Linked DNA regions of Mus musculus: region 2 is linked to region 1. The links are chromatin loops, found by intact Hi-C in ENCODE. Cell type or tissue: gastrocnemius. All regions are shown on one strand. Links, peaks and the distances in the headings refer to the core of each region. The heading gives the core; the rest is flanking DNA.

Region 1 (7,620 bases), core at 1,610-5,609:
GCTGACATCTTGGATCCCTGAAATGTCTGTTTAATGAGACCCTACCTCAAAAGAATGATTGGCCATGAAAGGCAAAATTCTGAGAGTCTGAAGAATAGGGCCAGAGATGTGGCTCCAGGAATAGTGTGTGCCTAGCATGCTTGGAGCCTTGGGTTCAGTCCCCAGCACCAGATAAACACTTCCTGGTCTTCCTGGTAGAGCACACCTGTAGTCCCAGAACTGCAGAGGTGGAAGAAGTTCAAGGTCGATCTCCACCACAGGCAAATTTCAAGGATAGCCAGGTCATCACCATTGTCATCATCATCCTGAGATTTTTTTTTTTTAAGATTTATTTATTTATTATATGTAAGTACACTGTAGCTGTCTTCAGACACTCCAGAAGAGGGCGTCAGATCTTGTTACAGATGGTTGTGAGCCACCATGTGGTTGCTGGGATTTGAACTTCAGACCTTCGGAAGAGCAGTCGGGTGCTCTTACCCACTGAGCCATCTCACCAGCCCTCATCCTGAGATTTTTAAAAAGGGCTTGGGTCTGGTGAGATGGCTCAGTGAGCTAAAGGTGCTTGCTGCCAAGTCTGGCGACGGAGTTCAATTCCCAGGGCCCACGTTGTTGTCGCGAGCCGTCCTCTGACCTCCAGGCGCTCACCTCCCCACAATAAGTGAATAAAGCAGGGCTGGAGAGATGACTGAGAAGTCAAGGGCCCTTGCTCTTAGCAAGAGTTCTGTCCCCAGCACCCACTGCAAGCTGCTCACACCTGCTTGTTCAGCTCCATGTCACCTTACCCTTTCTCCTGACCTTCTCAGGCATCCATACACAACCACACAGAGAGAGAGAAAGAGAGAGAGAGAGAGAGAGCGCCTGAGACGGCTCAACAGTTAAAGGCACTGGCCACCAAACCTGAACACCTGAGTTTGGTCCTCAGAACCTACAAGGTGGAGGGCGAGAACTGACTCCAACAGGGTTTCTCCTCTGATGACCTTCACACCGTGTCACAAGCATACACCCACATCCGCACAAATGAATTAATGTAATTTAATTTTTTTAAAAAAGGTACTGAAGACTACAGACCCCTCTGGAGTGGTGTTTACCTTGAAGAAATGGACTGCAGGGGACTCTGCAGACATTGAGTGTCCTGAGGTTCATTTAGATTTTCCATCAAGCTAAGCAAGAGTGACACATGTTATCCTAGCAACCTCAGGTTGGACCAAGGAGTCTGTTTAGCCTGGACTCCACATGAAGGAAGATCTTGATTAGGAGATATGCGAGAGGCATCTACTCTTCTGCCTTAGACTTTCCCCTCGGCTTCCATGGTTGCTTCGGTGAACGTGTTTCACCCTAAGATTTCACAGTGAGGCTGTGTTAAAGGGAAATGCAGCCGGTCAGACAGCCTTACCAGAGAATACAGGAAGGAGTGTGGAACCAGGAGACAACAGCTACTTGGAAGTTCTTTTAAATGTCTAATGCTCTCTACCCCAGCCTCACTGTGACCCCCAGGGACAGAGCCTACCCCAGCCTCACCGTGACCCCCAGGGACAGAGCCTACTCCAGCCTCACCGTGACCCCCAGGGACAGAGCCTACCCCAGCCTCACCGTGACCCCAGGAATGGACCGGAGTGTTTCCATGGTACAGTCCAGGCTGAGGCTCATGCTCAGTGCTTTCTTATCATGCTGGCTTTTGGTCCTCCCCAAACCGTGGGGTCCTGAGCACCTGGGTCTTCCTTTGGTCTCTGCCATGACCCCATATACAGGTTCCGCAGGTACCTTCTCAGCTCAGACACAGCTGGGCCGGCCCTAGGCCTTCCATGTCCATCCAGAGTCGGCCCCTCCCTGTGCAGCATCTGAGAGGAGAGAGTGGGGAGTTCACAGTGAGACCAGGGTTTAAACCGTGTTTTTTAAAAATTACTCACTGGAGCAGGGCATGATAGAGCATGCCTGTAATCCCAGGAGGACTTGCTGTGAGTTCAAGAGTAGCAAGTTCTATGGGTAGCAAATTCCAGGCCAGGCAGGGAGGCTTGTATCAAGATATTCTCTTAAAAAAAAAAAAAGAAAAACAAAAACAAAAATTTTAAAAATAGGAAAGGAAAAGAAGACTCTACTGTCCAGTGATCTGTTGTGCGATCTCACGTTCTGCCTCTGGAGCAATGGGTCTCAATTCTCAACCTTCCTAACGCTGCACCCTTTAGTACACTTCCTCATGCTGTAGTGACCCCTACCACATATCATAAAATTGCTTGCAATGCTACTACAAAACTGTAACTTTGCTACTGTTAAGAATCATAATGTAAAGCCGGGAGTGGTGGCGCACGCCTTTAATCCCAGTACTCGGGAGGCAGACCCTGTCTCGAAAAACCAAAAAAAAAAAAAAAAAAAAAAAAAATCGTAATGTAAATATCCATTTGACAAAAATCTTAGGTGACCCCTATGGAAAAAAAAGAAAAAGGTCATTTGACCCCTCCCCCCAAAAGGGTTTCAAGTCACAGGTTGAGAACCTCTGTTCTAGAGACTAGAGGCCCTGGAACCTTAGATCCTTGTGTGTCAGGGCTTCTCATGGAGAAGTGTGTTCTTGGAATGGAGGAAACCAGGCGTACTAGTCATCTAGGACTGTAGCATGTAGGAAGCTGAAGGCAGAATTGTTAGTTCAAGACCAGCCTAGGCCACCCTCAAATTAAAAAAACATTAAATTATAGAAATTCACCTGTAACCGAAAGAAAGCATTAAATAACAGGAGATGATAGTAAAGTAAGAGATGGAAAGACAAGCCAGGGGTGTGGCTCGGGGGCCCGAGACCCATCCTGACACTGTCACCAAAGCTGTAGCCCGGGATACTTGAGATTCTGTTTAGATAGATAGATGGATGGATAGATAGATAGATAGATAGATAGATAGATAGATAGATAGATAGATAGATAGATAGATAAAGGTGGCTTCCACCAGTAATCCCAGCACTCAGGAGGTAGAGGTAGGAGAGTCAGGCATTGAAGGTGGTGCAGACCTTTAATGCCAGAACTCAGGAGGCAGAGGCAGGCAGATTTCTGAGTTCAAGTCCAGGCTGGTCTACAAAGCAAATTCCAGAGCAGCCAGGGCTAAGTAGTGAGACCCTGTCTCATAAAAGAATAAAAATAAAAAAGAAAGAAATGTTGCCGGGTGTGGTGGCACACGCCTTTGATCCCATCACTCAGGAGGCAGAGGCAGGCGGATTTCTGAGTTCGAGGCCAGCCTGGTCTACAGAGTGAGTTCCAGAACAGCCAGGGCTATACAGAGAAACCCTGTCTCAAAAAACCAAAAAAAAAAAAAAAAGAAAGAAAGAAAGAAAGAAAGGAATTTCACTTCTTTCCTAACCAGTTTTCAGCTACTGTCCCCCTGGTTGACTAAGCAGATGAAGAGCTCCTCTGAAGTTTTCCAGGTCCACGCAGGACATAACCTGTGAGTCCCCCAGTCAAAGCTTGTAGAACCTGGAAGAGCCCTTGGGAGTGCCGGGGTTGTAGTACCACAGGTGACCACAAGATGGCAGAGGAGCGCTGTAGACAGCAGCCTGTGTTCTTGGCCCACTCACAGTTGTTGCTTTCTTCTCTGCAAGTGTATTGCGATTTTCTGAGTCGTCTTTTCCGCTAACTGGTGGTCTTTTTTCTCTCATCTCTGCCCATTTCTTTTTGTTTCTGTCTGCCTGTCCTTCTGCTTCACCACTGATTATACAGAGATTGAAATAGTTTTTAAAATATGTTAACATTTGTATGTGGGCGGGGGGGGGGAGTTGCATGTATTTTAAATGCAACATATTCACTGACACAGGAAAAAAAAGCCTTTTGTTTGTTTGTATTGTTTTGGTTTTTTGTTTTTGTTTTGTTTTTTTGTTTTTTTTTTTCAAGACAGGGTTTCTCTGTATAGCCCTGGCTGTCCTGAAACTCACTTTGTAGACCAGGCTGGCCTCAAACTCAGAAATCCACCTGCCTCTGCCTCCAAGTCCTGGGATTAAAGGCGTGCGCCACCACCACGCCCGGCTTGTTTTGTTTTTTAAAAGACAGGAGTTCATTTATTCCAAACTGGTCTCAAACTCACGTGGTTGACAATGGCCTTGAAGTTTCTGATATTCCTGCGTCCTCTCACCAAGCACTAAAACTACAGGTTTGCATCACCACACCCAGTTTTATACACTGTGAGGGCTTAAATCCAGGACCTTTTGCGTCCTGGGAAAGTCCTCTACTATCTGAGCTCCGTCCCCAGCTACTGCCACTGTTGAAAGGGTAGCTGTAATGGCACCTGACCTCCGGCACCTTATTGCCTTTTGCAGGTCGGCTAGACTGGATACAGGCAGGCTTTCTTGGACTCTAAGGAAAGGCTTTCTGGAACCCCAGCTGGCCACGTCAGGTTCATGTTCCAAATGAGGTGATGCCCGGCCTAGCCCAGTTAGTACCAGCAGTCTGGGAGCTCCTTGGGCTAGAGGCTTGGTGCCAGCAAGGGATTCCCTGAGAGTTCTGAGCCCAAACAGAGGTAGAACAAAGTCCACCTAGTGTTTGACATGGCTCTGGGAAGTGTAAACTAAAGTGGGTCCAGCCAGCTTCTCAGGACCACTCCCTGCCCACAAACACTTCCTCCTGAATCGAAGGCCCTCAGCTGAAAACATCCTCCATTCGCTCCAGGATGTTTCCAGTGTCCGGTCAGAGCCAAAGCCCAGCGCCGTGGACCGGGCCAGCTGCTTTTGCTGGGAACGGCATTGCAGGCTCCAGTTTCACAACGCCAGCCACCACCCTCTCCCCCTCTGAACCTCAGTGTTCCCGAGCGCTTTGGCTTAACATGACCACTAGCAGTAATTCAAGTCTGCTTTGTAAATATCTATCTAGTGCCAAACACCACAAAAGCTTGTTTCCTTTCCTGTGGGGTTAGAATAAGAAACACACACACACAGGGCGGGGTCTCTATGTATGTTTCAGACCGTGTGCGATTGCTTAATGTCCTCTGATTAATTTGTGTCTAGCAGTCATCTTCCTCCAAAAACCATTTTCTTTGTCAAATCATGAGTTATGTAATCAGTCACATTTCCTTTTTCCTCATTGGCTTCCGGGAAGCTCGGTGCTGAATATAATAGTGCCCTCTTCCTCTTATTTTATTGTTATTATTGTTGTTGTTATTATTGTTGTTATTATTTTGGGTTTTCAAGACAGGATTTCTGTAAATTCAAGGCTAGCCTGGTCTACTACTGAATTTCAGCATAGCTAGGGCTACATAGAGAGACCCCGCCTCAAAATAGCATTAAAAAAAAAAGTTAAAATTAACAGAGGATAGTCTAAAGTAACTAAGTATTGTATGTGCACGCCACTGTGTTCAGAAGGCAGAAGTGGGGTTTTATGACAAGTTCTTTACCCTCCCTGAGCCATCCCACCAGCTCAGCTCAAGACAATCTGGTTTGAAGCCTTTAGCCTTGCCACTCCCCAGCCTTGGACGCTCTTTGTGATAAGGTGCCTTGCACTGGTGTGTCTGTTTGGATTGTTGTTGATCTTTCTTCTCATCACTTGACCCAGGGGACTCCTTGTTTACAGTTGTCACTCCACCCAACCTAGTGACCTCCCAGCTCTGTCCTCCTGTTCCCAGCCATGTTCTCTTCCAGATTCCTTTTGTGACTTCCAGGGTGCCATCCCAGGCAGCTTCTGAGCCCCCTGAGGAGTCAGGGCTCAGACCTGGCTCTCCCCCCACAGCCCAACAGGTCAGGGGGCGATGCTCCGGTGTGGTTGTCTCTCACTCTTTTTTTTGGCTATCAAAGGTGCAGATAATTAATAAGAAGCTGGATCTTAGCAACGTCCAGTCCAAGTGTGGCTCGAAGGATAATATCAAACACGTCCCGGGTGGAGGCAGTGTGAGTACTGTCGCAGTCTCCATGAGGTGTGCTGCAGCCTTTGCTGTAACAAGTGTCATGAGTGTGTCCTTGTGAGACATTGCATAGAATAAATCATCTAGGGCTCAGGACCTCCTGTGTCCCCACAGTGTCTGCTGTCCCCAGACTCCCCTCCCTGTTCCATGGATGGCCCAGCAAAGTAGGGAGAGCAACCCGTTCCAGCTGGCCCTTCTCTGAGTAGCTGGGTCCCCATGGTACCATGTATGTGTTCCTAGAAGCCCCGTAGATATTGGAAATGGGGTTGAAGACAGTGCATCCATGATGTGGGCTGACACCTCTTCCCTCATCTCTGGGGCAGTCTCTGTTGGTTGGGGAGTGGGGAGTCCATATGATCCCACTAGACACTAGGACTTCCTGTTTCATGTCAAGGTCCAAAAGGCCCCTAGCCACTTCTCCATTTTTCATCTGGGTCTCCTTCATCTTTGAAGAGAGGAAAAGATTCCCAGTTCAATTTAGCACTCCCCTCCCCCCAGGACAGGGACTCTGGTTGCACAGAGCCTAACACCGAGGTGACAGGTGTCAGTTGCCTGCATTGTTTGCCAGAGAAGGGGTTTTAAATGTCTCCTCCTTTAAACACCACTGGGGACCCCCCCCCCCCCCCCCCCGCACATCCTCAGCGAGTCCCTGCAAAGAGATGTTCTTAGGTTCCCTCAATGGGCTTAGGGATTCCCTTTGTTCTCTTGGCTGGCCGGTGCCCAACAGGGCAGGATTTGTAAAGTGGCCCCAGGCTTCTCCCTGCCAGCTCCCCCTCCCCTGTTCTGGGTCAGTCCCAGAACGGACCTGGGCTCTCTGATTGAGCTGCAGGCTCCACCTCTCGAGCGTGCGTGCTGGAATGCAGGGGTGGGCTCTCTTTCCTGAAAGTGCCGAGCCCACAGGGTTTATTCTTGCAATGTGCTCCTGCCTCCGGCCCCGACACCTGCCCTGCCTTCTGCCTCTTGGACCGATGGCCCCAGAGCAGCAAGTGCTGGCCCTGTGGCTACTGCCTTCTCACGCTTACTCACCGTGTCTGCCTTTTCCTCTGTCCTCCACTCCCCGCTGGCCGATCCTGCCACCTCCCTTACTTGTTTTGCTTCCTAAGGAAAGGCGGGGCTGTTGGCTACACTGCGGTTACTGCCCTGCCTGCCGGTTGCCTTCTCAACGTATAGAAAGATATGGGTTGCGGGAAAGGGTGATCTTTAAGATCGCCGTCCTTGTCCCTGGGCTCTGTAATGTTGTTTATGATACGTTAGCTTCCCAGCCCAGGCTGCTGTGGTTAGGGAGGGAAGCCAGAAGTGTCTGGTTTTGCTCACGTCTGGTCTGTTGCTGGGTCTGAGCGCTCCAGCTCCCAAGGGCTGCAGAGGGCAGATGCTCCTGTAGGGGAAGTTGGGAAAAGGCAGCTCTCAGGGCAGCTCGGATCACATGCTGGTTGTCTGATGAGGCTGCAGTGCCTAGGGTATCAGGGAACTTTATAACTAAGGTGTACTGCAGTTTGCCAGCCTTTGAGCTAACCTGTGACCTTATATAGAATCACAAGATAGCCTGGCCTGTGGCCTGTGGCCACTGTTGACTACAGAATGGACCTGTGGAGAAAGCTTTCTTAGGGAGGGGGACTGGTGGCATTTGGGTTGTAGGATTCCAGGCTTCCCATCTAACTTGCTCCTGGCTCTCTCTAGGGTGGTGGGAACTGCAGCAGGGAAGCTGCTTCTCCATCTCCACCTCCTGGCTGGGCTGTGGCCTCCTCTCTCGGGCTGCTC
Region 2 (7,620 bases), core at 1,277-5,276, 150 kb after region 1:
GCAGGCCTTTAGTACCAGGGCAGAAGGAGAGGCAGAGGGGAGAAGAGGGATACACAGCCAGGAAGGGCTACACAGTGGAACCCAGTTCAAAAAACGACAAAAAGAGACATACAAGAAATTTGTGGGGCTAGAGAGATGGCTCAGTGGTTAAGAGCACTGACTGCTCTTCCAGAGGTCTTGAGTTCAATTCCCATCAACCACATGGTGGCTCACAACCATCTGTGATGGATCTGATGCCCTCTTCTGGTGTATCTGAAGACAGCGACAATGTACTCACAAAAAGTAATATAATAATTCTTTAAAAAAAAAAATCTGTGGAATGGATTATCACCAAAAGGCATGTGGAACTAAAAACAGATTTCAAAAAATGCTTGTATCTATTGATAAATTCACCCTGGGTCATCTTATAGGATAGAAATAATTTCTAGAAGCACTAAGTTTCTAAGAGTAGCTCATTTTTCAGGTCAACGAAACAAAACTTCACCTCAACATTCATTAATGCCAATCCAGACAGATGAATTGCCAACTCAATGAAACGTCTAGTTATATGACAATGGATTGTCAGAAAATTGGTTCTCTCTTTCCAAAAACAAGTAAGTTCTTGACAAAGTTTCTTCCATTCTTTCTACCTATCTTTATATGTTATTTTAGTTAAGGTTTTACTGCTGTAAACAAACACCATGACCAAGGCAAGTCTTATAAGGACAGCATTTAATTGGGGCTAGCTTACAGGTTCAGAGGTTCAGTCCATTATCATTAAGGCAGGAGTACGGCAGCATCTATAGGCTTAAGCTTGGCTGTCCTGGAACTTGCTCTGTAGATTGACCTTGAACCCAAAGGTCTGAAGACTCTGTCTTCTGAATGCTGGAGTTAAAGGACTTGAGCTTTCTTCACCTACAACTTACTCTGTCCCAAGTTGGCCTAGAACACAGAGATCTGCTTGCCTCAGTCTCCTGGGATTAAAGGTGTGTGCATACCATCTTGCCTGGGCTTCAGCTTTTCATGGCCACTATGCCTCAAGATCTGAGTCACAAGTATGCCCTCCATTTCTGGATTGTAGTTCATTCCAGATTAAAAGTCCAAACTATTTCTTATTCAACTGCAAATGCAATCAGTAAATTTAGCTGGGTGAGATCTTGCTCTGAGATCAACACTCCCTTAATCTCTTTATCTCTTTGAACACAGGATTCAGCTCTATGTTACTTCTTGGTGCCTCTTTAATACTTAAACCATATATTTTATATTTTTTCTTTCTCAGCTTGCTCCTTTTCATTAAACTGCTCTTCATAAGAGGGAACTTTAGTAACCACACAAAAAAATTTATACCAGGCCAGGCTTGGTGGCACACACCTTTAATCCCAGCACTTGGGAGGCAGAGGCAGGCGAATTACTGAGTTCAAGGCCAGCGGTCTACAAAGTGAGTTCCAGGACAGCCAGGGCTACACAGAGAAACCCTGGGGGGAAGGGGGGGGGCTTCCTTTTTCAAAGCAATGAATCTAAATCTCTTCACTTTAGGCAGACTCTTAAGATAATGGCTAAAAGCAGCCATTCTTTACCAAAATACCACAAAACAGTCTTTACATCACATACTGATCTTGGGCCAGATCTGCACAAATAAAATCATGGTCAGGCCTATCACAGCAATACTCCAGTCCCTGGTACCAACTTCTGTCTTAGTCAATGTTCTATTACTGTGAAGAAATATCATGACTAAGACAACTCTTATAAGGACAACATTTAATTGGGACTGGCTTATATGTTATCATCAAGGCAGTAGCATGGCACCATCCAGGCAGGCATGGTGCAGGAGGAGCTGAGAGTTCTACATTTTCATCTGAAGGCCAATAGTTCTCCTATCTTCTGGGCAGCTAGGATAAGCTTAAAGCCCATGCCCACAGTCACACACCTACTCCAACAAGGCTATACCACCTAATAGTGCCACTCCCTGGGCCAAGAATATACAAACCATCACATATGTATAAGAAATACATATTCTTCTATTTCATACTTAGAATCTTTTATGTAGCTGTAGAATTCTCAAGCTCTGGAATCCTGAAATTCTCAAGGCATTAAAAAAATCCTCAAAAAAGCAAACATGAAGATGAACAGCTGTAATCCCAGCACTTGGGGGAGGGGGGAGGGGACGGTGCCACAAGCAAAATCATCAAGCCCTACCTCGTTTATTCAGAGTTCTAGGCAGTCCAAGACCACATAGTATAAAATTGTCTCAAGAAAAAAAAAATCAAACAATATTCAAGAGATAGACGTCTCAGCAGTTAAGAAGTTGTGCTTATGCTTGCAGGGGATGCAGCATCCACACGGTACCCCACAACTATCTGTAACTCTAGTTTCTGAGGATCCAACACCTTCTGCTGACCTCTGGGGCACTCAGTATGGTGGTCATATACTTACAAGCAAGCAAAAGATTCATACTCAAGAAAAATAAACACACCTAAAATATTGCTTTAATCGTCAAAAAAAAAATTTTTTTTCAGCAAGGCCTGTTAGCTCATGCCTTCAATTTCAAGCACTCAGAAGGTAGAGACAGGTAGATTTCTGTGAGTTCCAGAATAGCCAAAGCTACGAAGTAAAACTGTATCTCTAATTAATTAATTAATTAATTAATTTCAGCAGGGAGTGGTAGAGCATGCCTTTAATCTCAGGACTTGGAAGGCAAACGCAAACACATCTCTGTGAGTTCAAGGCCAGTATGGTCAATATAGTGTGGAGGGATGGCTAATCAATCAGTTAACAGTGTTTGCTGCTTTTCCAAAGGACTAAAGTTCAGTTCTAAGCACCTTCTTCAAATGGCTTACCACCACCTATTCAATTTCAGCACAGTCAATGCCCTCTTCTGCTCTCCTTGGACACTGCACACATATGACATACATAAATAAAAATAAATCTTTAAAAGTAAATAAATATCCCTGTATTCAATTCACAGCACCAAAGGTCTACAACAATACAGTAGTTCTGCAGCCTGAGTGTTTTCACTACCCATGTATTCAAGACATTAAAAATACTTACTCTTGCCAGGTTGTAGTGGCACACACCTTTAGACCAGCACTGGGGAGGCAGAGACACACTAATTTGAGTTTAAGGCCAGCCTATGACAGTTCATTTGGCAATTTAATAAATGAAATCATTAACTTTGCATACCTTTGATTAGTTATCAAAATAAAAATGCTTTTCATGTGTTTATATTTTCTTTTTTGTGAACTTTCATTATGTTCTTTGTCAATAAAGCTTTTTTCTCTTGAGAAAAATCAATTGGGATAAAGCCACATAAGCAACTTTGGCTCCCCCTGCTGGTCAAATATAGCCATAATCAAGAGGTAGATAGACTGGACACAACTATTGCTACAAACAACATATACACAGATAAGGGAAAGCTGTTTCTAAACTTATACTTAACATGTTCTAGAAAAAAGAAGGGAAAAAAATCACTCCTTACTATGAAAGAACAAATTTAGCAGTTCCCTACTAAATACATTGATTGGCTGGTACATTTCAGGTCCACATTATTAATGTCTCTCTATTTTAATAATATGAAACCATTCTGGTTACCTTTTGAAATTGACTGAATTGTCATCAAAAGCAAGTATATAAGGAGAAGTTAAGATATAACTCAACGATGGAGTGTATGCCAGCATAGTAAGGTCATAGGTTCAATAGGGGAGAAAAATATAAAGGAGAGGGGTGGAGTGCTTCCCTAATACAAATTAGGTCCTTGGTTTGGTCCTCAACACCACAAGAATGTAACTATAACTACTGCCTACCCTCATTCCAAACCTGCTTACACTTATCAAACCAGACTCTGTTTATTTTCAAAGAGTAAGACTAAGACTGGCAAATAGATATAACAATTCTGCTTTTCCACTGATCCTTTCCTAAAGATGCAGATTTCATTGTGTTTTGGGAGACTGAAGTGAGAGGATCACCACAAATTAAGGGACCAGATGAGCTACAGCGTGAAATCAAGCCAACATTGGGCTACAGAGTAAGACTGTCTCAAAAACTATAAAGAGTTAAGTTCTAAGTCTGGCAATGTCCTTAGGCAATCCATTTTAAACACATTCCAAATACTAAATATAAGAAATGAAAATTTTAAAAATAAAAATAAGATAAGATAAAATAACAAGAAACAGCTTTTGATCCCAGAAAACTTAGGAGATTCACAAAGTGCAAGAGAAGCGAACTAGTGGCCACTCAATATTAGATGTCCTAGGCTTGAACACCCAGAGCAAGCACTACAGGCAACACACACACTGAGGACCAGAGGTCCACAGGATACATCCAGTGGTACTTTCTGTTGCTGTTAATATTATGGTGATAACTGTTACTAAGAAATAGAAGACAGGGCTGGTGAGATGGCTCAGTGGATAAAGAGCACTGACTGTTCTTCCAACCGTCCTGAGTTCAAATCCCAGCAACTACATGGTGGCTCACAACCACCCGTAATGAGATCTGACGCCCTCTTCTGGTGTCTGAAGACAGCTACAGTGTACTTATATATAACAATAAATAAACATCTAAAAAAAAAAAAAAAAGAAAGAAAGAAAGAAATAGAAGACAGCTAGAGAGATGGCTCAGTGGTTAAGAACAATTTTTGTTCTTCCAGAGATCCATTTAGTTAACACTCACTATGCACATCTCATAGAGCTCACTCCAGTTCTTCAAAGGACCTGATGCCGTCTTCTGGCCTCCATTCACACACAAGGCATACATTCACACAGACACACACAAACATTAAAGATAAAGGGAAGAGGAATAAATTGCCAGAAGATAGTAAAGGCCCTTTAAAAAAGATAACAGCCTGTTTGAAGGCCCAGAGGGCAGGTACAGAGTACACAAAGGAAGCTGTTGAAACAACTGGAGCCAGGCAATCAGAGCATCAGCACTTGGCTAAAGCAACCAAAGTGTACCTCAAAAGCTGAAAGCCACAGGGAAAAAAAGGACATAATCATTCATAAGATCTACATTTACAAGAAGCTTGGAAGATAGACGGTAAAGAGAATAATGAGGTGACTCAAATGTCATGCAGGCAAAAAGGTGATGCTCTGAACTCAGAAGGGAGAAATGAAAATGAGCAGGAAACCATTTATAAACAACGGTAGTAGGCTGAAAAGATGGCTCAGCAGGTAAAGGTGTCTGCTGCAAAGGCTGACATCCTGGGTTCAATCAAGGAGACCCACATGGTGGAAATAGAGAACTGACTGATCCCTAAAAGTTGTGCAGGTGCAATACATAATTATCAGCTTAAAAACGAGTAATTCAAACATAAGCCTGATGATGCTTTAAAAAAAAAAAAGTGATGGTTAAGATGGCACAAGAAACGCTCTGGAGGGCTTCCAAACCCCTGACCTGAGTGACTGAATGGATAATGGTACTATCATCAGGGTATGAAGATAGGAAGAGTTAGACTTGCAGAAGTAAGTACTGAGAACTAATACACTATACACTGATTTTTAAATTAGATACCTAATGGGAAATGTCAAAGAAGTAATTGTGATTGGAGATCAGAAAACTAGTCGGAGCTGGAAAACACACACTGGCAAATCATCAGCATACAGACAGTAAGTGATTTACAACTTACAACAGACTCTGAGTTCCCACACAGAATGAGAAAAAGAGGATCAAGGCAAGGCAGGTGACTTTTAGGAACAAAAGAAGGAAAACATCTACTAAGACAACTGTGAAAGACTATTGAGAAATTGCCCTGATAACAGGATCAGCCATCACATTATATACAGTACTGCATAACAGACATTCTTTTTGTTAGTTGGTTTTTTAATTTTTGAGACAAAACGTTGCTATGTTGCCCTGGCTGACCTGGAACTCACTACCTAGACCAGGCTGGTCTTGAATTCACAAAGACCTGTCTGCCCCTGCCTCTCAAATGTTAGTGTTAAAGATGTGTGCCACCACACCTAGCATAAGTTCTTAATTCTTGGACTTACAGTTCACTCCTAAAAAGAAACATCAATAAACTCAAATCACTGGCCAAGAATGCTAGTAATCTCACTGCTCAAGAGGCTAAGACTCATCACTATGAGTTCAAGATCAGCCTGGCCTACCTAGTGAGTTCCAAGCAGCCAAGGTTACATACCAGCAACCTAGAGGGGAGAGGGAGTGGGGGGAGGACCCTCAGGACTAGAATGTAGCTCAATTGGAAAGATGCTGCCTAGGGTGCAGGAGATGATGGGTTGGGCTCACTAGCACAACATTAATAACCAGGCATGGTGTGGTAGGTCATACCTATCTATAATCCTAGCACTCAGTAGGTAGAGGTAGGGGGAGTTTAAAGGTCATATTCGGCTATATCATGCGTTTGAAGCAAGCTTGAGCTATATGATACACTATCTTAAAAAAAAAAAAAAAATCCAGGGGCTGGAGAGACGGCTCAGTGGTTAAGAGCTGGCTGCTCTTCCAGAGGTCCTGAGTTCAATTCCCAGCAACCACACAGTGGCTCACAAACATCTGTAATGAGATCCTATGCCTTCTTCTGGTGTGTCCGAAGACAGCTACAGTGTACTCATATACATAAAATGAATAAATCTTTAAAAAAAAAATTCTTCAGTACTAGAAAGGTATAGCAGCTGCTCTTACAGAGCACTGAAGTTTGATACCCAGCACTCACAACCACCTGTAACTGCAGCACCAGATCTGACACCCACTTCTGGCTTTCATGGGTACCCACATAAATATGGCACACAGACATACCAGACACATACATAAATAAAATTAACAATCTTTTTTTTTAAATTATTTCCTTCCAGACCATGGTGGTGAACATCCTTAATTCCAGAACTTGGTTCTAGGCCAGCTAGAGCTACAGAGTAAGACTTTGGCTCCAAAAAACTAAATACCCGCTCCCTTCCAGCACTTGGGAGGCAGAAGCAGTTGGATCTCTGATTTTGAGTTCCAAGACATCCAAGGCTACACAAAGAAACCCTGTTTAGAAAAATGAACAGAAAGAAGGAAGGGAGGGATAGAGCGAGGGAGGAAGGAAAGAGACAGACAGACAAGTAACTGCAATCTGATGAAAACACAGAAAAAAGGACTATTTCTCCCAAATTAAACATTGTAATTTTGAAATGTTCTTAAGTATAAAAATGGGAGGAAAATGTGAAGGAAAAATTATTTATGACATATGCCTATAATCACAACATTTGGGAGGCTGACTCATTTGAGTTCTAGGCCAGTTTGGGCTATATAGCAAGATTCTATCTCAAAACAACAAACTTTAGATTTAACACATTTTTACACCAATCAAAGGATTGGTAGGGAACACTAAACTAAACAGCTATGCAACTACATTCTCAAGTAGTTAACAGATAATTCATACACATTATAAGACAGACTTTTGGTCTATATTTCAACCATGCCAAAGGACTCTGGTCCAAAAATAGAGGTTACAGTAGTATAATACCTCAGATTTGCCAAGAATTAGAGTTAAAATCTTAAACACTATACATCATCTTTTAAAAGTATGCCTCAATATACCTAATACCTTAAATCCAAGGAAACTTGATCATAGAGGCCAGCAAGTTCTGGCACAAAACAACTGTTAAGAAGTGGAAACACAATTATCCAAGGTCCTCCAGTTCCTAGGCACTC

Evidence for each region. Hi-C counts contacts between places; a loop is a spot of excess contacts. Peaks named below come from ENCODE experiments on the same cell type or tissue, not always from the same donor. Only the 100,000 strongest peaks of a DNase experiment are listed, where the experiment ranks them.
Region 2: it touches region 1 in a loop (9-fold over the local background); 29 of 42 quality-filtered maps call a loop at or near these places.

Annotation. Positions count from the first base shown.
Region 1 is chr11:104,312,402-104,320,021 of GRCm38, forward strand. It overlaps Mapt (microtubule-associated protein tau), which reads left to right. Exons shown (of 12, transcript NM_001038609.2): 9 at 5,756-5,848. Among named protein-coding and RNA genes, the nearest start is that of Mapt, 85 kb to the left of the region's middle. In gastrocnemius, for the core only: a CTCF peak has its summit at 3,497 (motif pointing right); a DNase peak (open chromatin) is centred at 3,497; H3K4me3 peaks cover 935 bases; H3K27ac peaks cover 1,495 bases.
Region 2 is chr11:104,458,447-104,466,066 of GRCm38, forward strand. It overlaps a transcript of Kansl1 not described here. Among named protein-coding and RNA genes, the nearest start is that of Kansl1, 20 kb to the left of the region's middle. In gastrocnemius, for the core only: a CTCF peak has its summit at 3,304 (motif pointing left); a DNase peak (open chromatin) is centred at 3,302.